Regions from separate parts of the Homo sapiens genome. Here region 2 is linked to region 1. Evidence: read pairs that join two places in POLR2A ChIA-PET (ENCODE). Cell type or tissue: Panc1. All regions are shown on one strand.

What was found. Peaks named below come from ENCODE experiments on the same cell type or tissue, not always from the same donor. Only the 100,000 strongest peaks of a DNase experiment are listed, where the experiment ranks them.
Region 2: POLR2A ChIA-PET joins it to region 1 with 6 read pairs; 3 of 35 experiments call an interaction of 5 or more read pairs at or near these places.

The regions. Positions count from the first base shown.
Region 1 is chr10:17,093,262-17,097,261 of GRCh38, reverse strand. The region is part of intron 14 of CUBN (cubilin); the gene reads left to right. Among named protein-coding and RNA genes, the nearest start is that of CUBN, 35 kb to the left of the region's middle. In Panc1, no CTCF peak of the experiment used is centred here; no DNase peak of the experiment used is centred here; H3K27ac peaks cover 1,713 bases.
Region 2 is chr10:17,219,171-17,223,170 of GRCh38, reverse strand. All of the region lies in intron 1 of VIM-AS1 (VIM antisense RNA 1), which reads left to right. Among named protein-coding and RNA genes, the nearest start is that of VIM, 7.1 kb to the left of the region's middle. In Panc1, no CTCF peak of the experiment used is centred here; no DNase peak of the experiment used is centred here; H3K27ac peaks cover 3,572 bases.

The sequences.
Region 1 (4,000 bases):
GATGTCGTCTCTTTTCATTCCTGATATTGATAATTTATGTTATCTTTTTTACCTTGATAAGTCTTACCAAGGATTTGTTAGTTTTACTAATGTTTTCAAAATTCCAACTATTGGCTCCGTTAATGTTTTCTGTTGATTTTTATTTCATTGATTTTCCTCATGGTTTTATCATTTTCTTCCCTTGTGTTATTTTGCACCTAATGTATGGTTACTTTAACAATTTTTTCCTAGCTTCTTGACTTGGAAGCATTGACAAATGAGTTTGAACTTCTTAGAATTTCTAATATATGCACTAATACTAATGCATTTTCCTTGGAGAACTTTTATTTGCATCCCACAGGTTTTAATATGTATGTTTTCATTAGCATTCGGCTGAAAGTATTTTGTCATTTTTATTTTGAATTCTCTGTGACCATAGGTTTTATTAAAATTATACTGTTTATTTACCAATGTGATCACTAATCATGCAGTATATTATTTCAATCTTTAAAATTTGTTAAGATTTACTTTATAGACCAAAGTCTATTTTGGTGCATTTATTGTATGGACAGGAAAGAATGTATATTCTGTAATGGTTAGATGTAGTCCTCTACCTATATTAACTTAGTCAAGTTGGTAAATAGTGTTTTTCAAATATTAAATTTCTTTACTGATTTAAAAAAATATTTGCTTTATTACTTAGTCAGAAAGTTATAGTAAAATCTCAAACTATGATTCTAGATTTGCCAGCTTTTTGTTCTGAAACTTTTGCTTTATTTATTTTCTTACATTATTTTTATCTTCTTTTCCCAATATTTCAAGCATTTATGTTTTCCCAGCTTTATTGGAGCTTAACTGACAAATGAAAGTTATATATATTTAAGATGTACAATGTAATGTTTTGATATTTTGATATATGTATAACTTGTGAAATGATTACCACAATGTAACTAATATATCTATCATACATAGTTACCATTTTAGTCAATATGGTGAAAATATTTAAGATCTACTGTCAGCAGTTTTCAAGTGTATAATACAATATTGTTAATGATAGTCACCATGCTGTACATTAGATCTCTAGAAGCTATTCATTCCAGAGAACATAAACGTTTTAGCCTTTGACCAACATTTCCCTATTGCCCCCACCTCTCAGCTCCTGGCCACCACCATTCTACTTTCTGCTTCTATGAGTTTAACTTTTTTTAGATTTCACATATAAGCGAGAGCATGCAGTGTTTGTCCTCCTATGTCTGGCTTATTTCACTCAGCATGTCTCCCTGTTTCATCCATGTTGTCACAAATGACAGGATTTCCTTTTCTTTTTAAGGATAAATAATATCCCATTTATGTCTGTGTGTGTGTTTTTGTGTATTTATATATTGCACTTTTTCTTTATCCATTTACCTGTTGATGAGCACTTAGATTGATTCCATATCTTGGCTATGGTGAATGTATGAATGTATTGTGAATAATGCTGCAATGAACATGAAAGTGCAGATAGCTCTTCCAGATATTTATTTAATTTTCTGTGGATATATAACCAGAAGTGAGATTGCTGAATCATGTGGTAGCTCTGTGTTTAATTTTTTGAGGAACCTCCATATTGTTTTAAATATGGCTGTACCAGTATACTTTCAACAAGGGTTCCCTTTTCTCCACATCTCATCAATACTTGTTGTCTTTTATCTTCTCGATAATGGCCATTCTAACAAGTATGAGGTGGCATCTTATTGTGGTTTTGATTTGCATTTCCATGATGATTAGTGATGTTGAGCATTTTCTCATATATTTGTTGACCATTTATATGTTTTCTATTCAGAAATGTCTATTTGGATCCTTTGCCCATTTTTAAGATTGGGTTAGTTTGTTTTGTTGATATTGAGTTGAGTTTTTTATATATTTCAGTTGTGCTTTTGTGGTCATATCCAAAAAAATCACTACTCAGACTAATGTCATAGGGCTTTTCCTGTATGTTTTCCTGGATTGGTTCTTCAGTTTTAGGCCTTATGTTTAAGTCTTTAATTTTGAGTTGACTTTGTATGTGGTGTGGGATAAGGGTTCAGTTTCATTTTTCTGCAAATGGATATCCAGTTTTCTTAGCACCATTTATTATAGACTATCCTTTACATGTTGTATGTTCTTGCCATGTTTGTCAAAAATCAATTCAGCATAATATATGGACTTATTTCTGGGCTCTCTATTCTGTTCCATAGGTCTAGATATCTGTTTTTAATGCCAATACCATACTGTTTTGATTACTACAGTTTTGTAATATATTTTAAAATCAAGTAGTGTATTTTTATTTTAAATGTATTTTTAAATCAGGATGCCTCCAGGTTTCTTCTTTTTGCTCAAGATTGCTTTAGCTATTTGGGGTCTTTTGTGGTTTCATATGAATTATAGGATTCTTTTTCTATTTTGTGAAAAATACCATTGGAATTCTGTTAGAGATGGCATTGAACTGTAGACTGCTTTGCATAGTATGGACATTTTAACAGTATTCTTTCAATTTGTGAACACCAAATATTTTCTTTTTTTCATTAATGTGGTATAGTTTTCAAAATACAGATATTTCACTTTCTTGGTTAAATACATTCCTAAGTATTTAACTTTTTGACACTATTGTAAATGGGATTTTCTTCTTAATTTCCTTTTTGTACAGTTAGTTGTTAATGTATAGAAATGCAACTAATTTTATATGTTGATTTTATATCCTGTAACTTTACTGAATTAGTTTGTTCATTTATTAGTTCTAAAAGTATTTTAGTGGAGTCTTTAGGGTATTCTATGTATGAAAGATCATGCCATTTGCAAACAGACCATTTTACATTCTAATGGGATCATTTTTCTTCAGCCTGAAGAACATATTTTAATATTTCTCACAGAGCATGTCTGTTGAAGACAGATTCCCTCAGCTTTTGTTTAAGAATGCATTTTTTACCTTAATTTTTGAAGGATATTATTACACATAGAATTTTAGGTTGACCATTTCCTATTAGCTCTCTAAGAATACCACATCAGTGTCTTGTCACTTCCATAATTTTTTTGGGGAGAGGAACCTCAGCAGTAATTCTTGTTGTTCTCCTGAAGATAATGTGTCTTTTTCTCCACCCTCACTGCTTTTATTGTGTGTTTATATTTAATTTTCCACAACTTGATTATGGCGTATCTAGATCTGGTTTTCTCTGTGTTTGTCCTGCTTGAGAGTCACTGAGAGTTTTGAATCTATAGGTTGCTTTCTTTTATACAATTTTGAGAAATTTCAGCCAATATTTTTTCAAATATTGCATTGCCACTTTTTTCCTCTTTCTTCTCCTTCTGAGACTCAAATTACACATATGCTGAAGGTTTTGACTGTTTCTAATAGTTCTTATGGTTTTATATTCTTGCCTTCTTTTTTTGCTTTGATTCCATTTGGTTATTTTGTTTTGGAAAGTCTGTAAGTACTGTTGAAATGTTCTTCAACTATTTTGTCAACCTTTTCCTCTAAGTTTTATCATAATTATTTTGGAGTCATTGTTTGGTAGCCTCAGTATCTGGAATGTTTCTGGCTTTGCTGAGATTGCCTGTTTTATTTATTATTGGGTTTTGGTTTTTTTTTTACTACTTCCTCACAGGCCTAGTCAGTTTTTATTGTGAGCAGGACATTATACGTGATATGTTGCAGGGGTTCTGGATTATATTATCTTCCTCTCAGAAGGGTTGGGTTTTTTTCTAGTAGGCACTTATGTTCCTGGCAGATCACTTTCATTCAATCAAGGCTTGAATTTACAGGGGACCTATTTCAAATTTTCCATGAATCCTGGTGGATTGCCATATTTCCTAGAATATGAATCTTACTCCTGTAGCATACTTTTCTCACGTTTCAATTCAGTTCTCAGGGTTTTCATAAAAGTATCTCCTTTCTGACTGAATGAGGCAACACATCCCTTCAGTATTTATTATGCAGTCTCTCTTCAATTCTTAGCAACTTCCCTCCCCTCCGAAACTGTTCTCTGTTAGTTAGACCTGCTGTCTT
Region 2 (4,000 bases), 130 kb before region 1:
GTAGAATATTACATAAGCATTAAAAAGAATGAAATCATGTCCTTTGTAGCAACACGGATACAAGTAGAAACCATAAACCTAAGCAAATTAATGCAGAAACAGAAAACGAAATACTGCATGTTCTCACTTCTAAGTGGGAGCTAAACATTGAGTATACACAGACACAAAGATGGAAACAGTAAACACTAGGGATTCCCAAAGTGGGAAGGGAGGGAGGAGGCAAGGATTGAAAGACCACCTATCGAGTACTATGGTCACTATTTGGGCAACGATATCATTAGAAGCCCAAACCTCAGTATCACACAACATACCTATGTAACAAACTTGCACATGTACCCCCTAAATCTAAATTAAAAAAAAAAACTATAATACTATACCTAAAAATAAGTTAAATTTTGTTGAGAAAAAAAATGATCCTATCTACTTGGGGGAGAACAGAAAATGTCATTAGAAAAGATAGTATTTGAAGAATAAGTACAATTTCTACAGCTTATCATGGCAAAGAAAGGTTGCTCTAGTGCTGACCAAACAGTATAAGCAAAAACTGGGTGGGTGGCAGAGTGCTGAGGACATTTAGGGAACAGGAATAATCCCAGGGTTGCTGGATTATGGAGTATTTGTAGGGGAGAAAGGGAACTGAAAGTTAACGTGGGGCCATGCGTTGGATGAGTAAATGCCAGGAAAAGGAGTTGATAATTAATGTGGTGGGCAGAGGGAATGCATTGTGAATTTCAACTAGGAGAAAGACATGCTTGTAGCTGTATTTTAGGGGTGGAGAATGAGGCTGATTTGAGGTCTGCTTGAGGTAGATCAAGTGGATGGTAAAGGGAGCCTGACGCGGAGATGATTTAAGGAATTGTGATGTTTAAGGGCTAGGGGATAAGAAAAATCGAGTGGGCTCTGAGCCTTGTGAACAGGATAATTAAAAGAATAGATGCGGCTGGGCGCAGTGGCTCACGCCTGTAATCCCAGCACTTTGGGAGACCCAGGCGGGTGGATCATGAGTTCAAGAGATGGAGACCATCCTGGTTAACATCGTGAAACCCTGTCTCTACTAAAAATACAAAAATTAGCTGGGCCTGGTGGTGCCCGCCTGTAGTCCCAGCTACTAGGGAGGTTGGAGCAGGAGAATCACTTGAACCCAGGAGGCGGAGGTTGCAGTGAGCCGAGATTGTGCCCCTGTACTCCAGCCTGGCGACAGAATGAGGCTCCATCTCAAAAAAAAAAAAAAAAAAAAAAAGAAGAAAAAAGAAAGAATAGATGCATTCCAGACAGAAATAATTAGTTGGAAAGTTAATTTGAGTTGAAAGACGGTTAATTCAGGTCCCTTAACCTGGAAATATCTTCCCTTCTCTAGTCTATATAAATTATAGTCTCATGAAGGTGAGCTATAATTGGATAGTGTGGTTTTACATTATGCAGCAGTGGTCTCCAGCCTTTTTGGCACCAGGGACCGATTCCATGGAAGACAATTTTTCCATGGACCAGGCAGGGGGATGGTTTCAGGATGATTCAAACATTTCTATTATTATTACATTGTAATATATAATGAAATAATTATACAACTCACCATAATGTAAAATCAGTGGGAGCCCTGAGCTGGTTTTCCTGCAACTATATGGTCCCATCTGGGGATGATGGGAGACAATGACGGATCATCAGGCGTTATGTTCTCGTAAAGAGCGCACAACCTGGATCCCTGGTATGCACAGTTCACAGTGGGGTTCACGCTCCTACAAGAATCTAATACCCACCGACCACTATCAGACCATAGCCCAGGGTCTACAGCATTTCTAAGCACTTCTAATCTCTTCCCTTAAAGGAATAAAGTAGATGGTCTTTTATTGTCATTTAGCTGCTTTGAGTGTGTTAGTCTTGTTCCCATAGCTAGTATAAAATCATGAACATCACGATTCTCTAAAACAGTGTTTAAAACATCAGAAGGGAAAGAAAAACCTTAAAGACACTTTCTGGGAGGTATCTTTGAACATTTGAGGGGGAAAACATAGCTAACAATTCCCTGTAGACTATAAGTGATTTTTTAACTTCATCAATGTCTAATTCACAGTCTATGACAGAGGAAAGAGAAGGTGGTAAGTATGTAGGGGGAACACAAGAGTTTAATTAACAAATGGAGGAGAAATCTAGTGCAAAAATAAGTTCCAGCTGATGTTGGACAAAGAATTAAAGCCAGATTTTCAGTATTAGTTCACTTGATCAAAAAACAGTAACAACCAAAAACAAACAAAAAACCCATCAATCCAGTTATAAAAACCTCATGTCACTTGAAAGAGCCCTGAATGACATCATCCCAGTTTAGTTACTGGCTGAGTTAGACTACCATAAGAAAACTAGCAGGTATTTGCCCAGTGGCCTATAATGTTGTTTTTCCTTTTTTTTTTTTTTTTTTTTTTTTTTTTGTAGACAGAAAAAGATTATGCCACAGCTAGAAAATTTGCCAAGTGCAATTGGCGTCTTGGGAATTTACTCTGCCTACTTTGAGGAGGTCATGTAGTTCCCCAGTGGTAGAATTTTTTTTCTCAAGATATTTAGGTAAGGGACCTAATAATAATTTTGTTTAATAGCACAATTTTCTTTTTTAACTTTTATTTTAGGTTCAAGGGTACATGTGCAGGTTTGTTATGTAGGTAAATTCGTGTCATGTGGGTTTGTTGTATGGCTGATTTCATCACTCAGGTATTAAGCTTAGTATCCAATAGTTATTTTTTCTTATCTTCTCCCTCCTCCCACCCTCCACCCTCAAGTAGGCCCCAGTGTCTATTGTTCCCCTCTTTGTGTCCATGTGTTCTCATCTTACCTCCCACTTATAAGTGACAACATGCAGTATTTGCTTTTCTGTTCCTGCATTAGTTTGCTAAGGATGATGGTCTCCAGCTGCATCCATGTTCCTGCAAAGGACATGATCTCTTTTTTTTTTTTTTTTTTTGAGACAGAGTCTCACTGTCTCCCAGGTTGGAGTACAGTGGCACGATCTTGGCTGACTGCAACCTCTGCCTCCCAGGTTCAAGCAATTCTCCTGCCTCAGCCTCCCAAGTAGCTGGGATTAGAGGTGCATGCCACCATGCCTGGCTAATTTTTGTGTTTTAGTAGAGACGGGGTTTCATCATATTGGCCAGGCTGGTCTCGAACTCCTGACCTCAGGTGATCTGCCCACCTTGGCCTCCCAAAGTGCTGGGATTACAGGCGTGAGCCACCGTGCCTGGCTGATGTTCTTTTTCATGGTTGCATTGTATTCCATGGTGTATATGTACCACATTTTCCTTAGCCAGTCTCCTATTGATGTGCATATCAGTTTATTAATTTTCTTTTAAAGAACAGATAAATTTATAATGTAAATTTTTATTTGCCTTTATGGTAACCTGCGACATTGGAAGGGGATTATTGACCATCTATATAGTCATAATCTCTTTCCTCTAAATCTGCAAAATATAATGGAACTCCATCTTATGTATTTCAAAACTGATTAATGAATTGACTGATATTTTCAAAAATGGACAATTGGGAGATACTTTAACTCTGGCATATCACATTCACTCAGCCAGTGAAATGATTTTCTTCAGTATATTAAATATTATATTTAATTGTGAATATGTTTGATAAACTCAGAGTTTAAAATAAACCTCTCAAGCTTTGGTTTTTGTGTATAGTGACAAAGATCAGTGTGATTTGCAGAGGTTGGAAATGAAAATCAAAGACAAATTCTAGAAAAAAAATAACACAAAGTAACCCTAAATGAAGCCATGTAGCAAATGGAAGGAAATATAAAATGACATAATGACAATATGCAAGGATGAAAAGATAAGAAAATTCATTAACATTACAATGAGATATAAGTAAAGAAAGACCATTCAGAGTTAACTAGCAGAATAAAGGATTTGGCAGCCCTCTTTGTAATTCTACCATGACGATTTCCAAACCACTGAATAAGGTTTTGTATTTCTAATTAGCTAAGTACTAGAAATATGTTCTCTAATGTGAC